Linked DNA regions of Mus musculus: region 2 is linked to region 1. A link is a loop called in an ENCODE intact Hi-C map of the cell type or tissue named here. Cell type or tissue: gastrocnemius. All regions are shown on one strand. Each heading gives the region's core, and the rest is flanking DNA. Links, peaks and the distances in the headings are about the cores only.

Evidence for each region. A loop is a pair of places that touch in the nucleus more often than their neighbours do. Peaks named below come from ENCODE experiments on the same cell type or tissue, not always from the same donor. Only the 100,000 strongest peaks of a DNase experiment are listed, where the experiment ranks them.
Region 2: a loop joins it to region 1, with 15 times the contacts of the local background. A loop is called at or near these places in 16 of 42 quality-filtered maps.

Annotation. Positions count from the first base shown.
Region 1 is chr12:16,559,701-16,576,153 of GRCm38, reverse strand. It overlaps Lpin1 (lipin 1), which reads left to right. Exons shown (of 21, transcript NM_015763.4): 5 at 2,369-2,494; 6 at 4,892-4,990; 7 at 7,635-7,764; 8 at 10,457-10,763; 9 at 11,535-11,628; 10 at 12,342-12,532; 11 at 13,698-13,791; 12 at 15,103-15,172. Among named protein-coding and RNA genes, the nearest start is that of Lpin1, 22 kb to the left of the region's middle. In gastrocnemius, for the core only: a CTCF peak has its summit at 5,243 (motif pointing right); DNase peaks (open chromatin) are centred at 5,274 and 7,448; H3K27ac peaks cover 2,307 bases.
Region 2 is chr12:16,745,221-16,761,673 of GRCm38, reverse strand. Greb1 (gene regulated by estrogen in breast cancer protein) reads left to right here. Exons shown (of 35, transcript NM_015764.4): 2 at 2,141-2,222; 3 at 4,435-4,533. Among named protein-coding and RNA genes, the nearest start is that of Greb1, 47 kb to the left of the region's middle. In gastrocnemius, for the core only: a CTCF peak has its summit at 7,162 (motif pointing right); DNase peaks (open chromatin) are centred at 7,172 and 8,328.

The DNA of each region.
Region 1 (16,453 bases), core at 3,037-11,036:
GGGAACTCCAGCTTTCTGAAATAAAATAGGAACAAGAGTCAGCAAACGGGCATTTCACAGAAACCGTCTCCTAGGAACTTGTTTATTGACTGGTGCTGGTGGCCATGTCTGTGGCATTGTGTATGCTAAGCCACCACTGTGTCGTCGAGTCCCAGCCCTTACCCCTCACTGGCTGCCCCAAACCCAGCTGTTATTCGCCGAGCCCCAAGTCTGCCTGTGGCCTTGAGGCAGACCTGTAGGTTGGGAGGCTGTGTGGTCAACACAGTGCTAACGATGACTTGAGCCCACACTCACTTCATGTTAAGCAAACCTTTCCACTTTAATTTGAATCATGCCCCCAGTTTGACGAGCTTCTATCTCTTTGCTTCTAAGACTATAGCAAAGCTCAGTTTGTATGTATGGATTTCAGTGGAAAAAGCCAGTTTTGAAAACTAATTTTTAAAAAAATTGTTTATTTTATGTATATGAGTACACTATTGCTGTCTGCAGACACACCAGAAGAGGGCATCAGATCCCATTACAGATGGTTGTGAGCCACCATGTGGTTGCTGGGAATTGAACTCAGGACCTCTGAGCCATCTCTCCAGCCTGACCCTGTTTCAGATGTTTATGATTTCATGTGCTTTTGATAATCTTTATGTCTTGTTAACATATAGAAGGGATAAGGAACACCAAGAGTAGACTATTTCTCTGCTTCATTGGTCAGAGTGAATTATGTTTTCCTTTTGAGATGGGGACCTTCTGTGACTGAAGGTGACCTTGAACTTCTGATCCTCCTGCCTTTACTCCTCCCAAGTGCTGGGGTCACAGATGTAAGCCACCACACTCATTTTTTTTGTGGCACTGGGGTGGAACTCAGAGCTCTGAGCATACTAGGCTAAAAGCCGATGGAGCTGCGCCCCCAGTCCCCAGATCTGTATTTTCTTCTGGTTTATACTAGAAGTTGTCTGGCCTCCTTGTCTTCCCTAACTGTAGCCTGTGATCTTCTGTGGGTACAGAGGCTGTTGGGCTTGCACTGGTTATAATGGCCTCTCACGTTGAGCAGCTGGCTACAGGCCCTTCCAGCAGCATCAGAAGTGTAAACAGAAGGCCTCTGCAGGAGTGGGCTTGTGAACCATGTGTTGTAATGTCTGTGGCCTATCTGAAGCTAGGAAGTTTTGCAGTCATGTTTAATGATGGCTGCCATTTATTTCTTCGGCCAGACATGAGACATGTTCTCTGTGGGCTTTATGTGTGTGGTTTTTTGTTTTTTTGCTTTTTGTTTTGTTTTGTTTTTGAGTGGCAGTCCCCCTGTAAACGGAAATGTTCTAGAATACCTGGAAACAGTTCCTGTTGAGCTACCTCTCAGGCTCTGGTGAGGGGAAATGTAAAAGGTGACAATAAGATGCTGTAGTAGAAACCAGGTGTGGTAGCACACATCAGGAAGCCTGGAACTGGATAGACTGAGGCAGGAGGATCACCAGCTTGGGTGACTTAATGAGACCCTATCTCAAAGTATAAGAGGCCGTAGCTCAGTGGTAAAGTGCTTGCCTACCATCTGTGAGTCTTGGGTTCCATCCCCAGCACCCCTCCCCCGCCCGCCACACACTTGAGGATGTACAGTGGCACACATACACTCTTGAGGATACTGTGGTGACACAGCCACACGAGAATGCTACCAGGGCTACACACACACACACACACACACACACACACACACACACACACACACACACACATCACACTTGATGCTACCAGAGGTACATGCACATGCTCGAGGGTGCTGCAGTGGTACACACACATGCTTGAGGATGCTGCAGAGGTACACACACATGCGTGAGGATGCTGCAGTGGTACACACATGCATGAGGATGCTGCAGTGGTACACACACATGCGTGAGGATGCTGCAGTGGTACACACACATATTTGAGGATGCTGCAGTGGTACACACATGCTCGAGGGTGCTGCAGTGGTTCACACATGCGTGAGGATGCTGCAGTGGTACACACATATGCGTAAGGATGCTGCAGTGGTACACACATGCTCAAGGGTGCTGCAGTGGTTCACACATGCGTGAGGATGCTGCAGTGGTACACACATATGCGTAAGGATGCTGCAGTGGTACTTGATTGGTACAGTCATTATGCTCATGCCCTGGGAAGGTCATTTTAGGTTTACAGTCAACCCAAGACAGATGCACAAATGCACACTTATATGTGCCGACTTTTACCTTTTCCATTTTCATCTCCACACCATAGCATGCGCCTGTGTATGTGATGGAGGACATGCTAATTAGTGAGGTCCTTAGATGTAAGCAAGAAGAAATTGGCTGTGTTTTGAATCTGCCCTTGGTAATTAAAAAAAAAAAAATTTGGCTTTTCCCTCTAGAACTCTTCCTAATGATGTACCACCATTCCAAGATGATATTCCTAAGGAAAACTTCCCCTCGATTTCAACGTACCCCCAGTCAGCATCGTATCCCAGTTCGGACAGAGAATGGTCCCCCAGCCCCAGGTAAGTTGCTATGTGTGTCAGAGGGTTTTGAAGTCAGCTATAGAAAATATGTCTAAAAGAAATAGTGAAATAGAAATTAAAACTGAAAATAATTAGGATCAGAAAATCTTGAATGTGTGTGATGAGGGGTGTAAATTAGGAGTGAAGGTAGAAGGCAAATGAATCTCAGACCTGCGCTGAATTGAGATTCCATCTGCAGGCATCTTGCGAGGTTCTGTGGGTCAGAGGCCCAGCAGGAGGGAAAATACCTGCTGAGTTACCTAGTGCCCATTGGCAGCAGGAGAGGACAGCATGGCCAACCTGGCTTTGGTCCTTAGCCTTGAAGTGACGTTTAGATGCAGGGACATTGCTGCTGTGGGGCTCTGACATCACCGAGGACTGGCAAAGGGATGCTGCCCTCCGTTTAATCCACACTGCTGGATTCAGGCGCTCCTGCTTCCCTGGAATGCCTTTCCCCTTGTCCCGGAGCTCCATGTGAACCTGAGAACGGAACTGCAGCTCCTCTGGGCACAAGTGACCTTCCCGAAGTTCTGCCAAGAACCTAGGGAGGGCAAAGACCCTGTTTTCTTGTGGGACAGGCTCACCCCTGCTAGGGAGAAAACTGGTTGCTTCTTGGGTGGCAGACAGATCCTGGGCATGATAATGGTTTGTGGCCTCTAAAGGACCATAGTTTTAAGTGTCATGGTGGGTGGAGGATAGGTTGTTAACTTGCCAAGCTGTTTGGGGATGTGGATATAGTCAAGCCAGCTAAGCAACATGGTGGCTATGGTGTCCTTGGGCTAGCCTACCGGATGCTGTATGTTTACTTGTAGTTTAGAATGGAAGTGAGTGTACCCTGGGACTGTGGCATGCGCTGCCATCCTTGTCAGACACCTGTCTTGGTTCCAGTTTGCTCAGGGTCATCTTGAGAATAAGGCAGCCGCAAGTCATAAGCTAGGGCTGAGCTATCATGCTTGATCCTAGCTGGGACTGACTGGAAATGCTCATCTACCAGAGGATAGGGTCTACTTGCTTAGAGATCAGACCTTCCATTAGGTACCAAATACTTAGCCATATATATGTATATGTGTGTGTGTGTGTGTATATGTGTGTGTGTGTGTGTATGTGTGTATATATATATATATATAATGCTTATGTTTATGTATATATGTGTATATAAGTACATATATGTATATAAGTATATATTTATAAGCATATAAGTATATGTAAGTATATATATATGCATGTGTGAATGTATGTATATATATAAATATGTATATGTATGTAGTTTTATATTAGACATGTTGTTTTAATTTCTTTTCCTATTGTTGTAATAAAATGCCCTGACAAAAGCAACATGCATGCACACATGCACACAAACACAAGTACAAAAAAACCTTTGCAAAAAAATCAAATTAACTTAAAAGATTTTATTCGACCCACATTTCACAGAGTAATCCATTTAAAAACATTAATGAGATATTTTAAATATTGTTTTCATAATAAACCTTTTAGGTCAGTGATCCATTCTTTGGACCCAGCAGACAACTATCTACACCTCTCTAAGATGCCTGGAACCTCATGTGTTCTTGTCCTGGTTCAGGGAGATGATCCCAAAGAAGAGAAGACATACTGACTTAGGAAGAAAACAGAGCACCGTCTTTAGACGCTGTTAATTGATTGATGAAACCTATTCTTCATTAATCTGAAGAATGTAAAAGGAATGTTTAGGACAGCCCAGGGAGGGACTCACTGTCTCTCTTGTTCTCCTTGTGAGTCCAGGATACTGATGGCATCAGATTATGTGACTGTTGTCACATGGATTGAACATAAGGATACATAGATTCTTACGTCGTCCACACTTGGAATAATGTGTTTTATAGGAAACGAGAGAGAGAGAGAGAGAGAGAGAGAGAGCGCCCATGTCTGAGTCTGTAGATCATGGAGTTTGATTCTATGCTGAGGTTCAACCAGACATGTGTGGTCTTGCCTTGGCTGAAGGCACAAGGATCAAATGGGAAATGGGTCTTGGCAGCTTCCTATCTTTGCATCCCAGGAAGTTCATGCTGATGGTGTAGGGAGGTAGCTCAGGTTAGTGGGTGCTTGCTTAGCACGCATGATGCCCTGGATTCATTCCCTGTCAGGGTGGAAAACCGGGCAGTTCAAGGTCGTCCTCAGCTACAAAGCTGGTTTGAGGCAGCCTGGGTAGCAGGAGACGAGCGCAAGAGAAAGGTCACGTTGATTTCCTACGGATTTCAAGGTAGCTGGCCTTTTGCTGGTGCTGGGTGACAGCCAAACGTTTCCATTTCTTAGAGTCGTTGTGCTGAGAGCCACAAGCAGTGGTAGAACATTTCGTTTAACTGACTGTGACATTTTCCCCCCCTTTCTTTTTGCTGTGTGTCCGTCCGGTGCCTCCAGCAGCCTGGTAGATTGCCAGAGGACTCCCCCTCACCTGGCCGAGGGAGTTCTCTCTAGCTCTTGTCCTCTGCAGTCTTGCCACTTCCATGCTTCGGAAAGGTAGACCTGTTTTTACAGAAGCTGTGATCTAATTCTAACTCCAATCACTTGCAATGAAAATTAACTCGCAGGATATAAAACAAATTTTGATCTAACACTTAAAATCAGTTGTGCTCACTAACCAACTTACTTATGAAAAAATACTTCCTTTCGTTTTAAGTTGTAAGTAGGCGATTAGACATGTTTATTTTAAAGATGTATTTACTTTGATATGCTTGAATGTGTGCCTGCATCATGTATGTCTGTGTACCACATGCATGCAGTGCCTGAGGAGGCCAGAAGAGGGCGGTGGGTCCCCCCAGAACTGAAGTTGGGAAGGATGGAGAGCTACCTTGTGGGTGCACTGGGAATTTAACCTAGAACCTCTGGAAGAGGAGCATGAGGTTTTTTTGTTTGTTTGTTTGTTTTTCCCGAGACAGGGTTTCTCTGTATAGCCCTGGCTGTCCTGGAACTCACTTTGTAGACCAGGCTGGCCTCGAACTCAGAAATCCGCCTGCCTCTGCCTCCGGAGAGGGCTGGGATCAAAGGCGTGCACCACCACGCCTGGTGAGCATGCATTCTTAAGCAATGAGCCCTGATTAGGCTTGCTTAGAATTCCTCAGATGGTCTGTCCTAGGTGCTGCTTGACTCTGTGAGTGGCCTTGAAAATCCGGACAAGGAGCTGGAGACTGAGAGACCATGTTTTCTGTGGTGGGGCAATTGACAGACAAGTCTCTGAGCTAATTTTAGAGCACCACTTTAGAATAGCCACTTACTATAAATATTTAAACAGCCTATTAGGCTTTCTGTATAATGGGTTCCCACAATCTCCACGGCATTTCTAGAGCAGAATTTAGAAGAACGGCTTAGGACCAGTCTTGGGGCATGGGCTTGTGTTTTTATCAGGGCCTCCCCCACATCCCCTCGGTATTGTTAATTTTGTGGACATTTCCTCATCTACTTTTGAAACTTTATAATCAAAGTAAGCACTGATTAATTTCTGTCTGGGGATCATAACTGTTACAATTTTATTTGACTTAAAATTTAAAAATTGATTTTACATTTAATTATAAGTACTGACTCCCCCTCTTCAAAGCACATATGTGCGCATTCATGTAGGTGGCTGTGTGCTTGTGTAAGTGACGTCTACAAGTGGACACTGGGTTCCCTAGAGTGGGAGTTAGAGGCAGCTGTGAGCAGCCTGTATGGGTACCGGGAATTCCAGTCCTCTGTAAGAACTGTTAACTCTCCTTAGTGTTCCACCTTCCCAGCTACCTCTCCAGTTCCCGTGTGGTGTGTATGGTGTAGGGTTCTATTGTAGAAGCTCTTTTTGTGTGTGTGTCTTGTCTGTATGGTGTAGGGTTCTATCGTAGAAGCTCTCACAATATGATTTACCAGGAGCCTCCTCCCCAGTCAGGCTAGACCATGAGGGTTGCCCTATGGTAGTGTGCTTTCATTGGGAAGATCAGTGGTCAGCGGGTGCCAAGGGAAGGGGGAAGCCCTTTGTGCCTCACTGTAAAACGAGGGTCAAAGAGCCTGAGGTCTGGCTTTATGGAAGCACCATACAAGGCCAGGCTAGCTATGTAGAAAATCTCTCAAATAGATACAAGTTCACTTGGCCACGGAGTTGTGTGCACTACGGGGCTCTTCTTTAACCAACAGGAAGTGCCATCTTGAGTTGGCAATGGGACTCAGATAAGTGAGATTTGGCACAGCCAGGGGAACGGATAGGGGCTGTAGAGAAGCCATTTCCTGCTTTGTGTGAAAGGGCTGCTATGTTCCTCTTGAGGGAAGTGGTGTGGGAGAATAAAAAGAAAGAGAACTATGACATTTCTTCCGGCCTTGTAGCTTGGTGTCTGTGAGAATCGTGGGTCTGCATTGATACTTTTGGCCCGTTAATTTGGCCGAACAGACATGAGACTTGGTTCAAATGTTAGAAGTAAAAATGTGTGCCGTGGAATGGAGGCGCGTCACTGTCACTTAGGAGCAGCACAGTGAGGTGACACAGAAAGCCTTTGTTTGATAGGTTCCTGGAGACAGCTGCCTGGTGATCCAGTGTAGTGAAGTTGGCACACAGGGTGTTTTCCTTGTTCTCAAAGCCAGTGTCTAAACCTGGGATACAGTGTCAGCTGGTCAGGACCCCTTTGCACCTGCTGGAGAGCTGGTGCTTGCTAGGAAAGTGAGAGCACGGGTGAGAAGCCTGTGTGTGACAAAGGACAGCAGTTTGTACCCAAGAACCCTTCCCCACTTTTGCTCTCTTTGCCCCTCTGATTGTTTCGCCTCTTCATCTCTGTCCTCCCCTGTCCTCCTCCTCTTCTCCGTCCTCCTCCTTCTCTCCTCCTCCTTTCTTTAGTTTATTGAGAATTTCCATTTCTGATTCTATCCCCCTCACCTCTCAAGTTATAGCTCCTTTTACTGTCCTTCAGTTTGGCTACAAGGCTGGCCACCTTGTTACCTTGTTAGAGGTGGTAAACAGTGACCTCTAGTGGCCAAAGGAAGGCTTGTCAGAGGGAACGGCCCCAGGGACGTATCTTCTGGGTTACTAGAACCTTTGACTCTGAGACAAAACCAAAGGTTTTTTATTTTTTACTTTGTTGTTTTGCTGCTGTTGTTGTTGTTTTCTGATTTTCCCCCCATTCAAATCATGGTTTTGTGTTTCCTTAAGTCCTTCAGGCTCCCGGCCCTCAACACCAAAAAGTGACTCTGAGCTGGTCAGTAAGTCTGCAGACAGGTTGACGCCAAAGAATAACCTGGAAATGCTCTGGCTGTGGGGTGAATTGCCACAGGCTGCAAAGGTAAGCCTTTGAATCTCAGTGTTACGGTGCATCGAGGGTGTGTAAGTTAGCTCCATCTGTGTGGAATTACCATCCCAGCTTTGTAAAGGGATGGACTCCCGGGGTGCTGACTCAGCAAGTGTGCCTCTGGGCAGGGTGTGGCTGTGTATTTTGAACAAAAGAACCTACACTGTATATCGCAAATATAATATAAAATATATATTAAATATAAAAATGCAAAGTCAGTAAAGAAGATAACGCAGCTTGTGTACAGACCCTAGCTTCTTTGCAGCCTTACTTCCCCAAGGCCCATGGTGGTTAGAGAGGTATCATGTCGTAGGAATGGAGCGGTGCAATCTGAGCCCCTTGGAAGAAATGCTGTTATCTAGGAAGGCTAGGCTCTCCTGTAGAGAGAAGCCACTGGGGCTGAGATGGGGGTGTGTGCGGTGTAAGGACGAGAAGAAGCCAGTGGACCGCAGTGTGCGAAGCTTGCAGCTCATCAGTGGGGAATAGTTCTAACATCTAGTTGGTGAGGTCTTGATCCTAAACCTTTGTACACCCCGGAGGAGATGGAGAAAACCTCCGTGTGGTAGAGGCCAGGAGGGTCTGGGAGGCGCATTGCCTTGGGTGTGAGTTCCCCACTGCACTTGACAGCAAGGTGATCTTGGACATGGGGAAGCCTGCATATCCTTATCAGTAAAATATATGAATAGACAGATAAGCTGAAAGAGATGGTGTGTGAAGTCACTTCCTCAAGTCTTCTCTAAAAAATATTTTGTAATGATGTACATGGTGTGCATTTGCATATAAATGCAAGCGCCCAAGGGGACCAGGAGCATTGATTCCCTGGAGCTGGAGTCCCAGGTAGTGTGCTATGATTAGGTAGCTTGGGCTACCAGATGTGGGTACTGGGAACCCAACTTACGAACCATCTCTCCAGCTCAGTATTCCCTTTCTTCCTTCTTGGGTGTGCCTCGGTTTCTCATCTTCTCACCCTGTAAAGTTCACATATACAGTTGGTAATATATATATATATACATATACATATACATATACATATACATATACATACACATATACATATACATATACATATACATACATACACACACACATATATATATACACACACATATACATACATATATATTTACATATACATTTATATATATATATAAATAAATCAGGCACACTTCCAAGAACACAGGATGACAGGATTTTGTTTCAAGACACTGTGCCTCATATTTCAGCGCATTACAGACATCTTAAATGATTTCATTTCCACCTTTAAGAATAAATCATAAAGGCTGGATATGGTGGTGCATTCTTGTAATCCCTACACTTGAGGGGGAGTCAGAGATAGGCCTGGTCTTGCAAGTTCTACATAGCAAGACCCTGTCTATGATATATCTAATACGTATGTATACACACACACACACACACACACACACACACACACACACACACACACACACACACACGTTTACATATACATTAAATCTATATCACAAGGTTCTTAGAGGATATTATGGTCCCTTGAAGTTCCGTTCAGTGCATGTAATGAGTGCATGAGTGAATGCAGAGAGTGGGTCTCTTGTGGCTGGTTATGGGTGGCTTCTTTCCCCTTCCAGGCTGTATTGCGCTTCTGTGGAGAGTTCTAATCTCTGTCTGTGAGCCTCAGGACTGGTCCAGCCAGCCATCCTAACACATCCCCCTCAGCAGTTGCTGGAGAGCTAGTGTGACAGTGCAGACCTGGCTGCTTCTGGCCAAGCAGCTCTAACTGCAGATCTACCTACCGTGGCCTGGTTCTGTCTGTGAGGGGCCCAGGGATATCAGCTAGGGAGGGCCTGCCTGTGCGCATCAGTTTTCGTTTGTCTTCCTTTTTTTGTAACTGCAGATGTCTGCATGGTAAATTCCCTCTGGTGCAAACTGATCACCACCATGTCTTCTCCAGTCCCATTTTTGGGGAGAAAGTTTAGTGAAATCTGATAGGTGTGTCTAGAGAGATGCAGGTTTTAAGTAAGCAGCTCTGTATTTGCACAGTGGGTGCATATCGATGCATCCTGATCCCAGGTCCCAGAGAGACTGCGCGTGGCCAGCAGCAGGGAGAGCCTTACCCGTTCTAGCTGCTGTCCATGCTGAGTGCCCACCCTCCTGCTCTGTGGTAACAGAGATTGCTCTTGCAGGATCCCTTCCCCACACTGTCCTGCATAGATGGGATGCATTTATTCTCATTTCTGAAGGATGTCCTACCGTGAGACCCACTTCCCGTGTGGGCGGGGGCTCCTGCTCTGCAGCAGGGATGGCCCCGTGAAGGTGCACACGAGGTAGATGGATCAGAGTTGTCATAGCCAGCAACAGTGTCCCTCCTCCTTGTCTTCGATTCAGTTTTGGACCCAAGTGTCCACAGCTCCCACCGTGCCATGCCACCCCTCCCAAAGACACTTGTGTGCTCTCTGGCTGCTCAGCCTTGGCAATGCAGGTGAAAACCTGGGACCCATGTGTTTGGGGCAGCATTTGCCACGAGAAAGAGAAGCTACCAGGGCCACGATGTTCTCTCTGCAAGCTTCGGAGATCCTGCTCTTGGGTTCTCTAGGCGGGTGCCACGGACTGTTAACTGACCTCCTGTTGTTTAACTTCCTAGCTTTTCTCTTTGCCTGGGCTTTCAGCATTCCTCAAAGCCCCCTTCCCTCTTTTGTCTCTCCTTCCTTAGTCCTCTTCTCCACACAAGATGAAAGAGTCCAGCCCCTTAGGGAGCCGGAAGACTCCTGATAAAATGAATTTTCAGGCCATTCACAGCGAGTCTTCAGATACTTTTAGTGACCAGTCGCCAACAATGGCCCGGGGACTGCTCATCCACCAGAGTAAGGCCCAGACGGAAATGCAGTTTGTGAACGAGGAGGATCTCGAGTCCTTGGGGGCGGCAGCCCCACCTTCACCCGTGGCCGAAGAGCTCAAGGCCCCATATCCCAACACCGCACAGTCGTCGAGCAAGACAGATTCCCCTTCCAGGAAGAAAGGTATGAAGCCGAGCATGGGGCTCCCCACGTACTTCCAGGCTGCACACCAGAGACACTCCAGCCTCATGCAAAGTTTCAAATATATCACAGAAGACCCAGGCCCACGGCATCTGTTGTGTTTAATCTTCAACCTGTGCTTTCTCGACTCGTGAGGAGATTGAGTGCCCCTTGTCCTAGTGTGAGGCCAGACATGCTTAGCAGTGTTAGAGATCCGTGGTTCCCAACCGTGACAGGGACAGTGATGTCTGACCAGCTTACACCGGTGCCAAGTAGTGATGACACAGCCTCACCCCAGTTAGCCAGGTAGCACTGTGCAGCACTGTGGGTTGGTATGGGCCAGCCACACAGTTCCCAGCATGAAGTGGAGAGGAAGTCTGTGAACACAGTGCCCCAGGACCCATCATGCAGCCATAGGGATGCTGTGTCTTAGAGTGTCAGCAGGGAAGTGTTCAGGCAAGGTTTTGTTGTCTGCAGCTATCAATTAAGGTAATCATAGCGACAGCTTTACTGTTGAGGGACTAAAACCCGTCAGGCCCTCTGTGGATGAGTGCTGTGATGTCACTCCCTCTGGGACGTGCAGAAGGGAGTTCTGCAGTGCACTTGTTGGCATCTCGGTGTGTGGCTCATGCGGGGAGGGGCACGGGGAAAGGGAGGGGACGGGGAGGCAGCCATGGTACTGCACTTTGGGCTCGGACGCTGTTCTTGGAGATGGAGCTCCTGAGTTGGTTTCTGGGCTAACACATTTCTGATCCATTCCATGTACTCTTTCAGATAAACGGAGCCGACACCTTGGAGCTGATGGTGTTTATCTGGACGACCTCACGGACATGGACCCTGAAGTGGCAGCCCTGTATTTCCCCAAGAAGTAAAAGTTCTTTTCATTGCTCAGACTACTTTATTTTTAGACTGGATTCAAGTCTAGGGTATCCTTGAATCGTGGTGGTCCTGCTGCCTCAACTTCTTGAGGGCTTGCATTGCAGGGTTGAGCTATCATATCACTATCTGTCATAATGGATGATACCATTTTTTGTAGTCTGAGAAGGGCCAGTTTAAGACACTCTCTCTCTCTCTCTCTCTCTCTCTCTCTCTCTCTCTCTCTCTCTGTGTGTGTGTGTGTGTGTGTGTGTGTGTAGGGACATGTGGCTGCCCTGTACCCTCTCTACAGGAATGTGAGTTCAAGGCTATTCCATGAAGGAGCCTGAGTCTGGGTTGCAGTGAGCAGTGGCCCACCATCTAAGTGAGTGAGTGAGAGAGAGAGAGACAGAGAGAGACAGAGAGAGACAGAGAGAGACAGAGAGAGGGTCCCTTTGGATATAAGGAGAGCCAGTGCTCTGGTGGGTAACAGTGGCCTCTCACACACACACTTTCACTGAGGTTTGGAGTATCACAGGAGAATGTGACAGGCCCTCCTGAGCCAGCCTTTACTTTGACGTCTATTCCGATGTGTTGATGGCAAAGCTGCCCTGAGGTGGTAGGTAGCAATTGCTCCTTTTTGGTGCAGCTGTCTGGAGGGTCATTTGGTATAATAGTCAGAGTGAGGAAGGCGGGATGCTCAGGACAGCTTCTCTCTCCTTTCAGTGGGGATCCTGGTGGGCTCCCCAAACAAGCCAGTGACAACGGAGCCAGGTCAGCCAACCAGTCACCACAGTCTGTGGGAGGCTCGGGCATCGACAGTGGTGTGGAGAGCACCTCCGACAGCCTGAGGGACCTGCCATCCATCGCCATCTCCCTCTGCGGTGGCCTCAGTGACCACAGAGAGATCACCAAAGGTACTAGGCTGTATGGGACAGCACCCTCTTGTGGCCACTGGTCAGAAGATCCGGGAGCTGAGAACTCTAGGATCAGTTCTCCAGCTCCTGGGTGAGCTGGAGAGAAAGAGGAAGGTTCACCGGTCTCTGGCCCCACACGAGTCTGGTTACAGTTAGAATTTTGTCAGGGTGCAAGGGCCTTTAGGCAGCAAGAAGGCTGTTGGGGCTGTTTATTCTCAGAGATGATCGTGAGCACAAGTGGGTGTCCCCTGTGTCCAGGGCCAGCCCTGAAGAGTGTTCAAGGCAATCCTGTTGGGGGACAGCGTAGGGGTCACATCAGTAGCTCTGTAATGTTGGGAGTGTGTGTGAAATCTCAGGTCCTAGAGGAGGGAGAGGGCGGTTGAGTCAGTTTGGGGAATTCTGGAAATGTTCCCCTCCTGGGTTCCAGAGGCTGCACTACTAGTAGGGCCTTAGTGATTTACGCACACCGTCTGCCATACTGGAAAGAAAGGTCTGGGCACCCCATGATAGGCCCAAGGCATGGCCCCACTGGGCAGGGAAGGTGAAGGAAGTCAGTGTCTTCAGCCAGACCCTCAGAGGCTCTCTGGGCCTTCTGCTCCCATAGCATTCCCACCTGGAGGGCCTGCCCTGAGCTTGGGGAGGCTGGCACCTCCAAGGATGAGCGAGAATGAGCGTGGTCAGCAGCAGGCCCTACAGGGCTCGAGCTCCCGCACTTGGCATAGGTGACAGTCATTGGCCGTGCAGCTGCCAACACTGCCCAAGGCCTCACTTTGGGCAGGATGCCGAGTGCCATCCTCCCTCACTTAAAGGACCATGATGCACATGCTAAGGGCACGGTCTCTGAGGCCTGGGAGTTCAGTCACTTGTCTCAGGTTACCACAGCGAAAGTGACTCAAGCTGGCATCCCTGGTAAACATTCTCCGCTTCTACATGCCGGCTCCACTCCCATGTTTGTTGATATCTTAATACCCCCTCCCCCCAATTAAAACATCAAGCCGGGCTCCCTCTTTCCTGTTGTATTTTGTAGGATTTGTAGGACTGTCTGTAGTGCTGTTTGTAACCTCCCAGGGAAACAACATGGGGATGAGTCTGCTGAAAATTGGCCTGTTTCTTTAAGAAACACATTTTGTGATTCCCCCCTCCTGTCCTACCGTTGCTACCACAGATGCATTTTTGGAACAAGCCGTGTCATATCAGCAATTTGCCGACAACCCTGCTATCATCGATGACCCCAACCTCGTGGTCAAGGTTGGCAATAAGTGAGTTCTTGTTGACAGTGGCACCGTGTCAGGCCTTCCGTCAGGCCTTAACAAAGTCTTTGTTAAACTTAACTGTTGCCCTTTATCATTTGGAAAATTTTATGTTCCCATGCAGCTGCTGGGTTGAGATTATTGCGAGTCTTGGGGAGTGTGTGTGTGTGTGTGTGTGTGTGTGTGTGTGTGTCGGTGTCTGTCGGTGTGTGCACGTGTATGTGTGTGTGTGTTTTATGTAAGTAAATATGTGTGGTGTGTATATATGGTGTGTCTGTGCATGTGTCATATGTATGTATGTATGTATGTATGTATGTATGTATGTATGTATGAGGAGGCCAGAGGTACACATTATCTGTCATCTTTGAGCACTCTATCTTTTTTTGTTTTTTTTTGTTTTTTTTTTGAGGCAGGGTCTCTCTGTGTAGTCCTAGCTGTCCTGGAACTATGTAGACCATGTTGGCTTCAAACTCCCTGAGATCTGCCTACCTCTGCCTCTCTAGTTGCTGGGATTAAAGGTGGTTGGCACCATACCCAGTCTCCTACCTTATTTTTGAGATGGGGTCTCCCACTGAATCTGGAACTTGCTGGTTTGGCCTGACTGGATGACAGGCAATCCCCAGGCATCCCTCTGCTTCCACACTTCCCTAGCACTGGAGTTACAGGTCTGTGTCACCAGGCTTGGCTTTTTAATGTGGGAGCTGGGGATCTGAAGTCAGAGTCTTTGAGGGCATGCACCTTACTTACTGAGCTGTCGCCCCAGCCCCATCTTGGGAATTTTAATATGTGCTTGCACCAGAAGTTGAAATTGACAGTGTCAGGGGTGGTGCCCAGACTCTGGGGCTTTGACTATCTGGTCCTATGCATAGGCACAGCTGCCCTTAAGTTTAGAGATGTTAGTTTATTGCCATCCGAGGTCTGTGGTGTGCAGTGACCTCTACTGACTGTTGGTAGACTTTCCCCACTGAGATGAGGTGACAAGTGGCTTTTTTATGTGTTGTCTCAGGAGGTTATGGAGTAGTTGCCTGTCCCTTTTCCATGGAGGTCAGTAGGTCATGGCTTGGAGCAAGGATCACAGTGGGACTTGGCTGCTGCCCAGCTAGTGGCATGTCTGTCTGTCCACCCTCACCACCTTGTCTGCTGCTGATCCTCCACCCTCACCATAGCTGTGAGGTGAACAGGAGGGAGGGAGGCATTGTGTAGACAGGATCAGTGCAGAAGTCTTGGTGAAAGGCATCACTGGGGTCCACCTGTTCTGTGACATCCCACGTGACAGTAGACATGGCCCCCTCTTCTGACACCATTTCCTTGTCTCGCTAGGTATTACAACTGGACAACAGCAGCTCCTCTACTTCTGGCGATGCAGGCTTTCCAGAAACCTTTGCCAAAGGTGAGCGCTAACATGATTAAGAAAAGGGGTTTGGGGAGGGACAGGTTAATGGGGAATCGTAGCTTGACTTGGGAAACCTGAGGCCATGGTGTCTTGATGCTCAGGAGTTCCCATGTCAGTGTTTCCGATCTCCCTCTCTTGCACCTGACCCTACTTCCCTCCCTCACCAGGGCAAGAGTTTGTAAATCATGGTAATGTAGGTTCTTGCTCCCACTCCCAACACCTAGAGTGGCACACACCAGGATGCAGAAACAAGGGAAGTTGCAGAGGGAAAGCATACTTGTGGAAAGGCAGGAGTAGACCCCGGGGCACATGCACAGGTCATGACTGTCAACAGGTGTCTCTAAGAAGCCAGTCCAGTGGCTGCTCCTCCAAGGCAGGGCTGAGGATGGGACTCGAGTAGCTCCTGGCCTGCGTATGAGAACAGGGGAGTGGCTGCAAGCCAGAGCTGGATGAGGAAGGCAGCCCTGCCAGCCCCACAGTGTTCACCTCCTTCTCCACTTGCCTAGAATTGCTCATGTCTTCTGTGTCGTCTTCCTTCTAGATTTTGGGCATGCTCTTTGGGCTGTGGAGTCACAGTTTTAGACGGGCTGGTTCCTGACAGCCAAGGCTGTTGCAGTCTGTTAGATCTTTCCCAAGTCTGAGGTTTTGGAGGTCAAATCTCACTTTGTTTAGCCTGGGTGTGCCTTTTGTGTGTGCTGTAGCTTGTGGTGGTGGCTGTGTGTTTGGTAGCCCTTTTCAGTATTGTAGCTGAGGCACAGCTTACGGATGACGAAGCCCATGGGCTGCGGAGTGCAGTCCCCGAGGGTTGTGATCTAGTGGGTTAGGGGTTCGGGGCTCTGCTAACACTGTTCCTCTAACACAGAACTGGTTTTCAATGTAGTATTTAGCCTTTGTTATGCTGTTGGTTACATAACTAGCACTTTTAAAATGGTCTTGGTGACCGTGCTTCACACATTTCCTTATATAACAGTGCCCAGAGTAGGAATGGAGGTAGGACAGACTCTTCATGCTTCATTGCTCAAAGCTTGATCACTTCTAAACTGGTTCTCGGCAGAGCAGCGGAATGAGCGTGAATGGTACAGGGCAAGTGGGGTTTTGTCTCTGGAACTGAGTGCACTCCCCCAAACCTCTCTGAATATGTTGCAGCCTGGTTCCGGACCACAGTTTGGAAGGAGGCAGTTGCTCAAGTTCAGAATCACCTTAGGGTCACCCCAGTGTCATTTGTTAGGTAGCCTGCTTGATGGTTGGTGGTGGCTGCCCCATTTACCTATGAATTGA
Region 2 (16,453 bases), core at 3,905-11,904, 180 kb before region 1:
GCGCTGTGGCGCATGGCTTTTAGCCCCGCACTGGGGAGGCAGAGGCAGGTGGAGCTCTGTGGGTTCAAGGCCAGCCTGGTCTACAGAATGAGTTCTAGGACAGCCAAGGCTACATAGGAAGATCCTGTCTTAAAAATATTAGGATAAAGTTCAGGTTCTTGATTACTTGGGATGATGGAATATATATATATATATATATATATATATATATATGCAAAACACTCAGACACAGAAAACATGTTTTAAAAATTGCTTGTGGTCATTTGCATAAGCAAAACCAAGTAACGACAGAGGATACAAATTAGGAAGAAGAACTAAAAGTGCCTATAATTTTGCTTCGCTAACATACCTTGTTCACATTTTAGTGTACTTCCTTCCAGCTTTTCCCCTATATATTAATGAACAAGAGAGCATGGTGGTACTTGGAGGGGGAGGATCAGGAGTTTGAGGTCAGCTTTTGCCATATGGTGAGTCTGAGGCTAGCCTGAGCTACTAAGATGCGTCTCAGACAAACAACTGACAATTATAGAATGTGCTAAAGATGTGAGGGCTGCAGCTTCTCACCTGAGCGCATGCTCTTCCCTGCTACCGTTCACGGATCTCACTATTTGAATAGCTCACCTTAGACGTGTAGAAGCCAACCATAGTAATGAGTTAATGCTAGCAAGAATAATGTGGAAAACGTTAATTTTTTTCCCCTGCAAAGTTTTGGCAGGGATCTGATATTCAGGATCATTCATTGCTTTCTTGTTTTTGTTTTCCTCGCTCCCTTACTGGAGAATCTCCTCAGAGACCCTCATGTTATTTATGTGTGCTCTATGTTGGGGGATGGGTAGGATCTCTTGCAAGGAATTCTGTTACTGAGAAATTGTGGTGCGCTCAGTGGGGACTGGGAGGTCTCTGAAAATTATACTCATGGTCAGTTGTAGCCAGAGACATAAAAGTGTTCATGGTTTCCTTGACTGGGACCTGCCTGTGTCTCAAGGGCAGAGTTCATAACATTGTTGCTTTGAGCAAAAGCCACTGAATTCTTATCTCTCCTTAAGCTGTTGTTGGAAGATCCACCGCAAACTGTATCAGTGGGGGGAAAAAAACCTCAAAACAACACAACAACAAAACTGTAGCAGCTGGGTCATCCTGACCTAGAACTGCCTGGAATGTTTCTAATTGTGGCAGCTGGCAGTGCAGAGTCACCTAGGCAGCCAGAGCCTCTTCAGTGTAAGTTCGTAATCAGACTCATTGTTTCACAGCTAGGGATACATGCCCGAGCCTGTCTGGCTCTGTAGGAGGAGGGAGATGTGCATCTTCCAAGCAGTGAGCTGGGTCCATCCTTACCGGCATTAGTGGGTACCAAGGCTGTCATGTTACTGATGCTGGAGAGCTGGTGGGACAGGGGTGTGGCTTATGTGTTTCTGTGTGGATTGCCTTTGCAGGGCGTCTAGGACATGACACGGTTCATCAAAGATTTGGTAGGATGTCACTATCTTTTAAAACTCTTCAGCTCAACGGTCTTCTAGGCGTATTTTAGACCTCATTTTGCTGAGAAAATGAAGGCTCTGGGGAGTGGCCACTCATCCCCATTATATATCAGATACCCCTAAATGTTTGCCTGAGGGAGAGTGAGTGAGCAACGACACTAGTGGAAGGAAAAGACCTTGAGAGAGACTGGCTGATATGGACCCAGAGTGAGTCCCCACAGTTCAAAGGTTTCTTCGCCTCCCAAAGACCCAGTTTTTAAGTTCTAGGTTCAAAAGACAGGAGGTGGGGGTTGAACGTAGGCAAACAGCACAAGACAGATGAGGAAGTATGTTTATGACTGACAGAGGGATTTATAATCTTCATTTTAAATAATGCCAGGGACTGGAGAGATGGCTCAGTGGTTCAAAGCAATGGCTTCTCTTGCAGAACATGCAAGTTTGATTCCCATCACCCACGTGATGGCTCACAGCCATCTGTAGCTCCAGTGCCAGGGGATTCAATCCTCTCTCCTGGCCAGAATGGGCACCAGGTACACACACGTGGTACACACACATACATGCAGGCAAACTACTCGTACACCTAAAAGAAATTAACCTTTAAGAAAAGGACAAATACTGCCAGCAACCACTGCTAAGTGCGTCATTCTACTTAATCCCCACAGAGCTCCCATAAAGCATCATTATCTTCATGTACTTCCAAGGAGGTCGGAGGGCAGAGGCATGGGATCTGCCACGGGTCACAAGGTAACAGTGGGTGAGAAGGATGGGCCTGGAACCCAGGCACAGATGTCCCAAAGCTTCCCTGGAGACTATTTTCCTGTAACCTATGCCAGGGATAGACATTTCACTGTGAGGTCTGAACTTTTATTTTGTATTTGACGGAGGAAAGAGACCAAGTGAGAAGGGCTTTCTTTTGTAGAACCAAACCTCAAGTATGGGTCCTGCTTCCAGAAGAGAGTCATTGCAGAGAGCCAGGCAGGTGGGGAAAGCTCCGAGTTAGGGTAGGAATGTGTGGGTGGAGTTTATGTGGAGTCCTTGTTTGATTGTTTGTTTGTTTTTGTTATTGTTGCTTTTGTTGTTATAGCCAACACCAGCATTTTGTCATCCTGGCCTTCCATTTGTTCTTCACATAGATGCATAAAATCAGAAACTTTTAAGTTTGTTTTTTTTGTTGTTGTTTTTTGTTTTTTTGTTTTTGTTTTTTTCTAGTACCTCATATCTGTCAGACTGGCCTTGAACTTGCTACATAGCATCAAAGATGACTTTGAACTCCTCACCCTCCTGCCTCTTGGGTGCTGGGATCATGGGCGTATAACTATACTTGACTTCTGCCGTGCTGGGGCTTGAACCTAAACTCTGTGCATGCCAGACAAGCATTCTACCTGTATCTCATTGCAAGAATACAGATATGATTTCTTACTCCAAGTGGGGGGGGGGGATACAGATATAGTTGTTTAGGCTATGACGTAGGTGTTCTTAAAAATCATTGCGTCACGGGAGACTGTGATAACAACCTACGCTTAAGGATACAAGTCATTAGCGGCACATTTTGAAAAGAGATAAAATACTGATAAAATACTGATAAAATACTGATAAAATACTGATAAAAAGGGTAGTGTGTCTTACACATGTGAAAATGGTTAACAAAACAAACAAACAAACAAACAAACAAACAAAACAAAACAACCCACAAACCCCACAGTGAATACAAACTGCTACCTTGAAGGGCATAGGTAAATTTGATGAAGTCATACAGGTGCAGGTAGCCACTGGAAGTAGCCTGTGTTTCTGTGGTTTAGAGGAAGAAAGGAGCTGTAGAAATCTGTGGAAAGTTCTAATACCCCATGTGCAGGGCAGATTTTATATCTATATACTCGCTGGAGTAGTTGGTGGGTCTTGAAGTGTGTCAGTGCATGTATGGTTTGTGTGTTTCTAGGTAGCTCAGCCCAGCTAGGTGCTGTGTAGATTCACTTGCTTCGTATTGCCCATTTAAAAGCTTAAAAACAAACAAACAAACAAACAAACAAACAAACAGATTGGGTCATCTTGAATCTATCAGTCTGTCTATCTCTCTATCTCTCTATCTCTCTATCTATCTATCTATCTATCTATCTATCTATCTATCTATCTATCTATCTATCTATCTATCTATCTCATCTATCTATCATCTATCCACCCACCCATCCACCCATCCACCCACCCACTCATCTATTTATTTTGAACAGGCACATATTCATGCCTTTGTGAGATCGACATAGTGACTACATGTTCTGCTCTCAAAGCATTTAGTCTGTGTGCTTGGCTGTCTCCCCTAACATGGATGAATCTGCAGGAGAATGTACATGTGTCCATCCCATGCCAATCAAAGTGCCTGGGAATAAAATAGATCTATGCAAATGCTTGGCCCCTGAGCTCCAGCCTCACAGGACAAAGAGTTTTTGGAAGAGCTTATTTGCAATGCATGCCTTTCACTGGGAAAGAAGGAGAAAAGGAAGTGGCCCATGCCTTTGTAAGATCTACATCATGAGTTCCAGTCCGGGCTACCGAGTGAGACTGTGTCTCAAAAAGAATTTGTTTTATTGTAATTTATTAGCGCGCGCGTGTGTGTGTGTGTGTGTGTGTGTGTGTGTGTGTGTGTGTGTGTCTGTGTCTGTGTCTGTGTCTGTGTCTCTGTGTGTGTTGGAGGGGTGTGCACACAGGCCAGAGCAGCCATATGAAAGTCAGCAGACAACTTGTAGGAATTGGTTCTCTCCTACCAGGCGGGTCACTGGGGATTGAATTCAGAGCATCAGGCCTGGCAGCAATCAGCCTTATTCCCTGAGCTACCCCATGGGTCCTAAAACTAGATAGCTTTTGAATGATTTCAGGAAGGGTCACTTATGGTGGGTGCGAAGGTGGAGATTCATTGTCAGACCAGATGTTTAAGTCTCTGTTTCTGTTTGTTAATGTCTTTCAGTTGGCTACGTTTCTAGAAGGAAGGACAGCTCTCTCTGCTCTTTGATCCTGGCACCTAGCCCACAGGATGACAGTTGATTGAGTTCTATATAAATGAAAGGTAAATAATTTGCTTATTGATTCAAATGGATTGAATGATTTCTTTGCCACTTTGAGCCCCAGGATTCTGGAATTCACTAATTCAAGGGAAGGGTCTGAGCATACTCTTGCTAGATGGAGAAACCAGGGCCTTGACTTTCCATAAGTATCCCCTAGTTTACACCAGCTCTGTGGACACTAGTTAGTTTGTTTTCTTAACTTTCTGACTATGCACAATAATTTTGTTAGGCTTATAATATTTTTCCTAAATATGGGCATTTGAAGTGTTCCTGCTTTGTGGTTGTTGTTTTCATTGTTGCTTTGAGCTCATTGCTTCTCCTTTCCCCGTCCCCTTCTCCTTCTTCTTTCCCAGTGGAAGGCACCCACTGCAAATATGCTCTTCTAAATACTCTGTCGTGTGAGGCTGGAGCTTAGGAGCCAAGCACTTGCACAGATCTCTTTTATTCCCAGGCACTTTGTTTGGCATGGGATAGACACACCTATGTTCTCTTGCGGATTCTCCCATGTTAGGGGAGACAGCCAAGCACACAGAATGAGTGTTCTGAGAGAGCAGATCATGAGCCTATACCAGGAATAGTAGGGCTGTGAAGGAAGAAGGCAGGGGAGGGGATTCTGTTCTGTACTGGAAGCAGATCCACCATACCTTGGAAGTGGTACTTGAGCTGGGTATTGAAGAATGAGTAGGAGTTCATATTCTGAATAGAGAGTAAGGGCTTTATAGCAGAGCAGAGGTGAGCACCCAGCAAGGCAGGGGAGTGCAGCTTCCATCTCCAGAAAGCATCTGACAGGTGCTGGGTGGCCGCATCTCCCTGAGTGTTCCTGTGGCGCTTCGTGTCCTAAAGTGGTCTGAAAATTGCTCAGGGACATGTTTAGCCAAGCTCAAGGCATGTTTACTTGTTGATGGTGGTTATCATTGGTTTCTGGAGCATTCTGTTGAATAAGCAGAGACTGTGGTGCCTCTTGAAGGTCATTACTGCTAGTCTTTGTGGTTGGGAGTGAAAAATAAAAGCTGATGTGGTAGCAGTTGGCGTGATGGCTGTGCCCATGACCTCAGTGTTCTGTGTACGTGGAAGGGGCTTTTCCAGGACAGCACAGCATTTGAGATGAAGAAGGGAGGGGCTGAGATTTAAATCAGGAGTACAATTCTCGCCACACCCTCACATTGCTGAACAGTGGTGGCAGGGTGAGGGGGGGCTCTCTCTGCCTTGCTGTCACCTCCCATGCCTCCCCTCTCGATATGCTGGTCACAAGTCTATCTTGATAGGGAGGGAAAAGCAAGCCCTGCTTTGCTAAAGTCTTTACATTTGTAGGCTAATGTAAACCTACTTCAAAAGTTAACTGGGGGGCTGGAGAGATGGTTCAGAGGTTAAGAGCGCTCTTCCAGAGATCCTGAGTTCAATTCCCTGTAACCACATGGTGGCTCACAACCATCTGTAAGGGGTTTCGATGCCCTCTTCTGGTGTGTGTCTGAAGACAGCTACAGTGTACTCATATAAATAAATAAATCTTTAAAAATGTTAATTGATTAGAGCAAAAATGAGAAACACCTACAAACACTTGAACTCCTTTATGTAGAGGTGGCTGCAGTGGGTTTTCTGTCTGTCTCTTTATGATATTTGCATATCCGCAGGCTGAGAGCTTATTGGTGGTGGTCTTGGCTTTACCCCTGCTGAGCGAGCACTCTGTGCCTAGTAACTTACTGAATCCACACAGCGCCTCTCTTTTCTTTCTGTTTTCAGGTTTGGGAAACTGAGGTGCATTGTGCTTAAGTTGCTCAGGGTGGAACACCTAGTGACTAAGGGTACAAACCAGTTCAGGACCTGGAGCGCATGGTATACAAACTGCTGCTTAATCATCTATCTCTGTGTTACAATTGAAACATTACAGTAATGAGAATATAGTATAATGTATGTCTAAACACATATATAATAATGTAAAGGATGCAGTATATAGCTATAGAATTGTTATGTTATATGTATGCCAGTGCACCGTTTCCCTGTGATGATCACAGAGGCCAGAGGAGAACATAGGCTTCCCTGGAACTGGAGTTACAGGCAGCTGAACGCTACTATGTTGGTACTGAGAATCGAACCTGCGTCCTCTGCAGGAGTAGCAAGTGCTCCTAGCCACTAAGCCATCAATCTAGTTTCACAGTAGCAGTGTTAAGTCTTTATTTTCTTCCCTCTGTCTCTCCTTTTCTCCCTCTCTCACCCTTTCTCTGTCCCTCTCTCTTTCCTTCCTTCTTTCCTCCCTCCCTCCTTCCTTCCTTTCTTCCTTCTTTCTTTGTATCCTTGTATGGGGACTGAACTTAAGGCTTCTAGGCAGGCCTTCCACTCCTGAGACATAGCCTCAGCCCATAAATAAATCTCTTGCTCGATGTTACAGTTAAGAGGTTATTTGCAGTGCCTTCATGCAGTTTTCGTTGTATGTGGGTGCTGTAGGTTACCTGAGATATTCCTCCTGCTTGGACATTTCCTTAGCTCCAAGTTTCTTAGCAGCACCAACAGTGCTCTGGCAGAAGGTTGCAGATGCATTATGTGTGGTGGTCTTTTTCCCAACTCCTTTGAAGGATAATGATGAGGACAGAGACCCCACAAAGCTGCCTCAGAGCTCTCCAATCTTGCCGAGCAGGACCACCAGGGGGCGCTGCTCCACAGTTGACAATTTCTATGATCATTGCTTAGGTATAGCTGGGGGTAGTGGGGGTATGCAGGTGTGTACCTGGTACTTTGGGGGAATGGTATTTTGAAACATCTAGGAACTGCCTTTGTTGACTTGAGCAATATTGAGAATAATTCAACTTTTAGATTTTGTCACATAGGAAGGAAAATGGCATTGAAATCCCCACCATGTATCCAAGTAAGTCATCATTGTAGGCAGACAAAGGCTAAAGGCTAAAGTTGTCCACCACAGGGAGAGTTGTCTCTCCCTTCCCTTCCTTCCTTTTGCAGTTAGGGTTCAGTTTAGAGCCCTGTATTCATAGAAGAAATGCAGAGAGGGCTCTAAATACCAGCTGGGGTTTGCTCAAAGATTTGCATTCAGTAAAACCAAAATGATGCAAATGAAAGAGCTGACAAATGTCCTCAGGGCCAGGGAGATGCTCAGTGGGTGAAAGCATGTATAGTGTAAGACTGGCAATCTGAGTTCAGATCCCCGGAACCCATGAAGAAGCCAGGTGTGGTTTGTCCCCAGACCTCCACACGAATGCCCTCTCATGTGTGCTCGCATTATAGACGCACCTGCCACAAAACTAACTAAATAAATAAAAGTGATGCCCCTTGTGATTCTCAAAGGAGTTCCAGGTGCCAGGATGCACCCTGTGTTTAGGAGGCGGTGACTCTGAGGGACACTGGTTGCTTCTGGTTCGTGCCAGTGCTGACAGGGACACCGCCCTGCATAGCCGAGCTCTGACCACCACCCTTTGTTCTCCACACTAGCATACTTGGTTTCATACTCCCAAGGACAGAAACTTCTATGTTGGTTTTTTTTTTTTTTTTTTTTAAAAAAAAAAAAAAAAAAAGACCAGTTGAACTGCCTGTGATTCGACCAATGGATTGCTATGTACCTGCCTGGAGAGCGCTGTGACCCATAAGCGCTTCAGTTCTGAAAACATTGACCCAGTAGGAGTGGGGCAGATGGAGCTCTGAACTGCCAATTTCCCCTTTCTTTTCTGTGGGGAGTGTTTGCCGCACTTCGTGGCTGCAGATGCCAGCTCTGATACCAGTCAGTGTCAGGGCTCCTTAGCTAATGGTGTCAGGTCGACACCCCCCAACCCCCACCCCCGGGCTCCCTGCCATGTATCAGGGTGGAAGAGAGCAGCCCGCTCTGTCCTGTCCTGTGTCCTGTTCTCCCAGGCAGATCAAAGGTGCCGGCTGAGGGAGGCGGGTGAGCCACTTCGTGCTTCCTGCCCTTAATGGGGATTTGCAACCTGCTCCTAGCTTGTTGGTTTAGGGGCTGCCTGAAGTGACCAGCTCTCTGGAAGGTATGGTGGATTTGACTTTGGGGTTGAAGAGGTCTGTGTTGGCTCTTACTTATTTATGGCAGTGTTGGCTGGGATAAGCAGATTAGTTGAGATTATTAGCCTCTTGTAAGGTGCTGCTGATGGTGGGGTCCATAACCAGAGGGAAGCACACTTAATTATGTCTTTGGGACTCTTTGCCGTGGTATCTAAGAAGGAGGTAAATGATTTGTTTTAGGCAGAATGGATACAAAAGCCACAGTCAGCGCTACTACAAAGGGCAGGCTAAGGAGACTTAAGACACTTTTGGAGCCTGCTTTGCTGGCCCTGGAGAGCAGGCTTTCCAGTGACATCTTCTCAGCTTTGTGATTCCGTTCACTGCTCGCTGCGGCCAGAATGAAAAGCTGCCCTTTTTGTCCTTCTTTTCGAGAGCACTTGAAGGTCTCCAAAGAATCGCCCTGACCTTCTGTGAACAGATGTCTGCAAAGGGTGGCAGTAGATCTGTGGATTCTTTGCAGGCTGGGCAGGCTCAGGGGAGGAGGGCTTGTAGCTTGGTCACCAGCCACCTTCCCAGCCCCTCCGGCACATACCTCCGTTCCTCCATAGCACCTGTGGAGTTCATGAGTTCTCCAAGACAGACCAGGAAATATACATTCGAATGCTGCCGCCCCTCCCCCCACCCCGTTTCCTGCCGCCAAAGAGTTTATGGGATGCAATTCTGCAGTTTAGTGCCTTTATTGCCATATCATATACTCAGGACTTGCTACTGCTGTAGCATTGAAGCCACCAAGCCTGCTGGGAATGACTGGGAGGGTTGAGCCTGTCATCCTCAGAGGGAATTGCTTTGTTCCGTTCTATTCTTCAAAACTCTGCTCTCAAGCCAGCAAGATGGCTCAGAGTGTGGAGGCTCTTGCTGCTGAGGCTGACAACCTGAGTTTGATCCACCAGGCCCACATAGTGGAAGGAGATAACTCACCCCTGCAGGTTGTCTTCTGGCCTCCATCTGTACACTGTGGAGTGGACATTAGCAGGCAGGCATGTATGCATACACAAACATATACATGCACATATTCACAAACTTTGGGCTCCTGGGACTCAAACCCCTACTTTTTTTTTGTTGTCTGGAGGATCCTTCTACTTGGAATTTGTTCCAAAGATGGAAGATAGAGTCCGAGTTAGTGGTGGCTAGAGTCTGGGGTCTATACGGAGGCTTTGGGTAGTCTATGGCCCTATAGCTATCTCTTGTCATGTATGGTTCTGGAAGGCGGGCAGAGAGAGATTCTGAGGGAAGTGTCTCCAGAAACAGTTAGAACTCAGGGAGGCCTAGGGAATGATTTGGTCGGCATTCAAAATAGGCAGGGCATGCGGAAGGGAGGCCGGTGGGGAGCCAGGCATAGGTCCTGGCCTTGGAGCCTGGCCTTTCTTCTCAAGGTAAAGGGGAGATTGGACAGTGGTGGGGATATATGGGACTGGGCCCCATGAGGCCCCATGCAGGGAGTATTTCAGGCCTGGGTGAGAACTTGGAGGGCTAGGAAGGCTTGCTTTGCTGATGTCACACACGCCAGTCTTGATGCTTCTCAGCGTTTTCTGCATTGCTAAGACTACTGCTGCCTTCTCATCATTTCCTGAGCCAGCTGAGCCCCTCTGTGATCTTACACAGGGTGAAGTCTGTATGTTCTCCGCACTCTGTTTCTTTATGTTTCTCACCAGGCTTCCCTATGCCTTTGTGGCTCCACAAGGCTCTTTCTGAAGGCTGGAGCTGTGTCAGGAGACCTGGTTAACCTGAGAGAGAGTTTTCTGCTCCCCTTTCCTTTTCTCTGGGAGGTGACCTCTGCCCACCCGTTACCAAAGTAACACACCATCAATGCTCACCACGACTACCTGTGTGGCCTACCTAACTGAGGGTTGTTTTGGGGCAGGATAGCTTAAGGTGGGAATGAGATGTTTCCACCGTGCACCAGACTTAGATCGTGGAATCATTGGACTGTTGTGTCAAACTGGGAGGAGAATGATCTTTGCTTCTCACAGGAGCAGGGCAGGGCGGGGTGGGTCAGGCCAGGCCAGGCCAGGCCAGGCCACAAGCACCTGTATCTTGAGGACACCAGCTATCTGAACTTGGGCTTTGAGACTCTTGAGGCAAGCTGTGCCATCTCTAGGAACCTGGGGTGGCCTGGGTGGTGGAGAGAGAACCTTTCTCCATAGGAAACGATTCCAGGCGCTGAGGGAGATGGGGACAGAAGTCAGTGGACAGGAAGAGTTTGAGTAAACTTCTTTGCTGTAGTCTGCCGCTGTTCTTCAGGGGAGCTGGTAGCCATAGATAGTCTCTGTGACTTTTGGAGACTAGATCCAGGCCCGTGTGGAGATGCAGGCTGCTCAATGGGGGGTCGGGGTGGTGACTTTTGGATGAAGACTTAGCTGAAGGAGGGCCATACAGAAATGGTGGCTGAGCAGCACCATGTGTGCTCTGGAAGAAGGAGCACATACCTTGTTCCCTGTTGCTCAGGCAAAGGCCTCAACTGTGTTCAGAGTAAAGAGCAGTAAGGCCTTCAGGTGCTCCTAGGGGGAGAAAAGCCAGCCAGAAGACTTCTTAGATTGTCCTAGGGACATCCTAAGGACCTAAGTTACAACCCAGCTGTGCTCATCTGATGTGATTGCATCTGAACGTTACCATCCTCCAGATCTCTCTGTTACCTCCCCTCACTCCTGCCTTTTCTGAATAGTTAGTGTCTAAGGTCTTCAGCAGCCTAGCATCATGGGACCTAACAAGAACAAATGTAGGTATACATTCATATGTATATCTATGACATATCTATTGATTTATAAATTTAACACATGGACTAGAGTGCCATTAACTATTATTAATACTATAAAACATAAATTATGGTCCGGGGGAGATGGCTGAGCTGATAAAGTGCTGGCTGTGCAAGTGTAAGGGCCTGGGTTTGGATCCCAGGGACCCACTGAAAAAGCTGGGTCTTACAGCATTGTCTGCAATCCAAGCACCGGGGAGGCAGAGCCTAGAGGATTCATGTAGCCAGACAGCCTGTTAAACAAGTGGAGCTGCTGAGCTTCATGTTGAGCAAGTGGAGACTGACAGAGGAAGACACTCAACAGGACTGCTAGCCCCTACTCAGGTACACACAAGTATGTATTGCATATCTAAAAATTAAAAAAAAATGTACTGAAAAGTGATGGAAGTGAGTAGATAAAAATGTACTGAAAAGTGATGGAAGTGAGTAGATAAACTGGCGAAACTGAAGGCTTGTGTTTCTGTGTGTTCTTTTGGGGTTTGTCGCTGTGATGGACAGACTCTGCAATGGGGACTATGTGGGCTCTGTCTGGAGGTCCCAGCAGGACAGGTAGAGCCTCATTCTCTGAATACTTGCAGGATTTTCTGGACTCTCAGTGTGACAAAGATGTAACCCACCCAGAGGACACCAAGCTTTGAAGTGTGTGCATGTTAGGTTCTTTAGGCCAGCATCCTATCAGGTGTATCCTACCTTTTGTCATTGTCATTTGACATGATGTTCTCATCCTCACAGTTTGTTCTGAAGAGCCAAAGAATTGAGTTACAGAAAAGATGACAAAAGTCTCTCATAATGTGTAAAGTAAGTGTACAGCTTTGTGCTAGGTCACATTCATAGCTATCTATGGCTGCATACAGCCCACAGGTTGAGGTTTGCGTTGCTAGAAGTTGTCATAGCCTACCATGAAACTGGGCAATGCCATGTCACTACTAGAAAAGGTACTGGCAAGGATGGTTATGCATAGGTTTAGCTGGGAACACAAGTGTGCCTGAGATGCTTCTGTTTGCTGTTTCAGCTAGTCAGAGATACGTTTCCCAGAGGACATGTGTGCAGTGTGTGTGTGTGTGTGTGTGTGTGTGTGTGTGTGTGTGTGTGTGTGTGTGTGTATTTGTGTATGTGTAGGTCCAAGAATAGATTGTGGGAGTACGTTCTCTCCTTCCACCATGTTGGATTCCAGGGACCAAACTAAGATCATTGGGCTTGGCAACAAAGACTTAATTGCTGAACCAACTTGCTGGCCCAAGGGCAACCATTTCCTTTCTTCAGGAGAGATTTACCTTTTTATTTTCTTTTTCTGTCTTTTTATAATATTTTTATTAGATATTTTATTCATTTACATTTCAAATGTTATCCCCTTTCCTAGTTTTCTCTCCAAAAATCCCCTATACCCTCCCTCTTCCCCCTGTTCCCCAACCCACCCACTCCTGCTTCCTGGCCCTGGCATTCCCCTATGGTGGGACATATAATCTTTGCAAGATCAAGGACCTCTTCTCCCATTGATGGCTGACTAGGCCATTCTCTGCTACATATGAAGGTAGAGATACAAGCTCTGGGGGTACTGGTTAGTTCATATTGTTGTTCCACCTATAGGGTTGCAGACCCCTTCAGCTCCTTGGGTACTTTCTCTAGCTCCTTTCATTAGGGGCCCTGTGTTCTATCCTATAGATGACTGTGAGCATCCACTTCTGTATTTGCCAGACACTGGCATAGTCTCACAGGAGACAGCTATACCAGGGTCCTGTCAACAAAATCTTGTTGGCATATGCAATAGTGTCTGGGTTTGGTGGTTGTTTATGGGATGGATCCCCGGGTGGTGCAGTCTCTGGATGATCCTTCCTTCAGTCTCAGCTCCGAATTATTATTATTTAGAATAATGCCTTGTGCTGCAGTGTTTCATTTGTTTCTAGACCATCTTTTCATTCTTTCTGTAAAATATGAGAGTTTAGCTTTCTTAAGCATTCTATAGCAATTATATATCTTTCTTTACACATGCCCTGAACACACACACACATATCCAACCACCCTATCAAATAGATATGTATCAACATGTGTGTGTGCATCTGAACACACTCAACATTCAATGATAAGCATGCATGCCTAGGCTCACTCATGTACAAGACAGGCACGCACTTCCTCCCTTCCCTCATCTTTGAAACCAGGCGAGTCAGTCTGCCTTGTGGACTCATGGTCTGTGAAAACTAACACTCTCATTTTGTCCATCTCTTTCCCCTGCAGGTACTGACTGGTTCTTTGCTAGACTTCAAATTCTAATGAATCTACCAAAACTCCATCCCCATATTTTCATAGAGCTCAAAAAACCTTGCAGTGTGGTGTAAAACACCACACAATCCAGTCACTTTGGGACATCCTTCCTGGAGCTCCCGTGTCCCCTGCTACCGTGACTTCACACATGTTGTCACTGGCACCTGTGAGCCCCTTTACTGTCTCATGTGTTGGGTTCACTAACCCTAACCCTAACCCTAACCCTAACCCTAACCCTAACCCTAACCCTAACCCTAACCCTAACCCTAACCCTAACCCTAACCCTAACCCTAACCCTTTGCTAGTGGCCTTCATTTCCTAGTAGCTTCTCAAGACCTTGACTTTGCACAAACGTATTCTCTCATTTCTTTGGATCATGATCTTGATTGGGTATGAAGTTCTGGGAAGAAAGGTTTCTCTTGGAATTCCAAGACATTATGTTATTATTTCAAATGTCTGGTGTCCCTCTTGGGAAATCAGAGCCATTGTGGTCATTTCAAATCTAGAATTTGATTTTTTCTTCTCTTTTCCTCGTTGGCAAACTAATATCTTGTGGCCATACACCGCAGTTCGTATCTTTTTTTCTTCTTCTTTTATTGTACTGGGTCCTCATAGGGTCCTTTGATCTAGACTCTCCTGTCCTTCAGTTCTGGTAAGTTCTCTGTAATTTCTTGTGTATATTATTCTTGCCCATGTTCCTCTTCCTGGAACTTCCAGGAAGCTCATGGAGTAATCTTAAATTTTCTTTCTTTCTCCTCTAACCTTAAAGAGTATCTTCTAGCATGTCAACAGGATAAAGATATTAAAACAAAACATGAGGCCAGGCAGTGGTGGCTCATGCCTTTAAGCCCAATACTTGGGAGGTAGAGGCAGGAGGATCTCTGTGAGTTAGAGATAAGCTTGGTCTACAGGGTGAGTTCCAGGATGGCCAGGGCTACACAGAGAAACCCTGTGTCGAACCATCCCCCCTCAAAAGGAAAAAAAAAAAAAAGAAAGAAAGAAAAAGGGAAAGAAAAGAAACCATGAAAACACTTTCCTTTAGTATTGGTGCCTGCCAGGACCTTTCTCAGCCAAGATCTTTGCCATCTTTCTTGAAGTGGGGAGGAAGTTGATTAAATAAATATATGAATATTCTCAGTGACTTTATGGGTGTTTTAGAGTTATTGTGACCAGGTTTAGTTCTTCTCCTTCTTCTTCTTATCTTGAAACTAATATGACAGGACATTGACAACTACTAAAGAAAGGTAGCTTAATATTATAATGGTCTGAGTATATAATTAAATAATTCAGATGTTTTTATCTTTTCTATCCTTCTATTCTTTAACTTCAGCTTTGCTCTTAGGTTCTCCCACTGAAGCTTAAATTTCCAATATTTAGGCGGCTTAGAGGAGTTCAGGTTTGTTTTCTGCATGCTCTTGTTTTACAATGTTCTGTTTTTGTTTCGTGAGTACAATGTTCCAGTGAGAATCCTAAGTGTGGGGGATTTTACTTTCTCTGCAGTTTTGTTCTGTCCTTTGGCTGTCTCTTTTGCTTTGAGCTTTGAGGGTAAAGAATTTCCCAGTAGCCTTTGTGATGCCCCGCACTTTTTTTTCTCCCTTATGTCACATATGGACTTCTGTACTGGTTGTCATTTACCACATATGACCTAAAATTCTAATCCTTTAAATGAGTGAATGTTCTGATTTAGCTAGACATGAGTAATTAACCATGCTACCCATACTATGTCCGACACTTCTACATACTAACTCTTTCACACTCTTTCATGACTGATCCTTGTCTAAGCCCTCACTTTTGAGCTGAGCCTTTGAGGAAAGTTCTTTGCTTTGTTTTAGCTTCTTGGAATTGATGAGAAGAACTGTGTTCTAATGTGGCTCCCAGTCTGCCTGTTGGAGTTTCTGACTGGGAGGAACCGCTCTCAGCTTTGGCATGTGTGCAGTGTCGGGGCACTGAGGGACTTGGGGGACTCTTTGCAACTTTGCATGTGTGACTGCAGGAGACTAACAATGCTGTGTGCTCAGAGGTCAGGCAGGGAAGGAACCCAGCTTGAGGAAGCCTTTTGCTGGCATTAACTTCCATCCATGACACACTGTTTAGAAATTGCAAGTTGCATTTATTTACTGTGTGTGTGTGTGTGCACATGTACACACACATGTATCATGGTATTCATGTAGAAGTCAGAGGACAATTTATGGGACAACTCTATGTCCACCATGTGGGTTGTACGGATCAAACTCAGGTTATCAGGCTGCTGAGCCGTGTGGGCCACTCTATTGAGCAGCTTCTAAGTGCGAGTGTTGGATTTTACACTAGGCTCTTGTGTCTGGGTCTTTGGTTCTCACAGTGAAGTGAAGGGTTCTGACAAGGCTGCTTCCCATCTCAGGCCAGCTCAGCCCTTCCTTGGCTGTCAGGTGAGATGTCCTGGCCATGACCTGTCTATAAGGCAGAATATGACCGTGGTGTGTGGAAAGTGCCCACTGCTTGGTTGTGGTCCAGTGGGGAAAACAAAAAGGGCCGTGACATTTCGTAACCTCCCTAATGCTGCTTCTCCAGTCTTATCTACCAGGGTGTCCTTACTGCTGTGATGTCAGAGACGCCTGCAGATACGGAGTGTTGTATATTTTCTCTCTTGCTATCGCTTGTAGATATTAAAACTTCAGTGTTTGCTTAGGGTTGTAAGATAAAATTCTCTTTTTCTTTTTTAAAATTCATTTTATGTGTGTGAGTGCTTTGCCTGCGTATTTGTACACCACATATGTACCTAGTATCTGAAGAGGCAAGAAGAACATATTAGATCTCCTAGAAATAGAGTTATAGATAACTATTTATATGCCTATCTATATCTACATCACTCTCAGTGATCCACCTGCCTCTATCTCCAAAGTGCTTAAGCATAA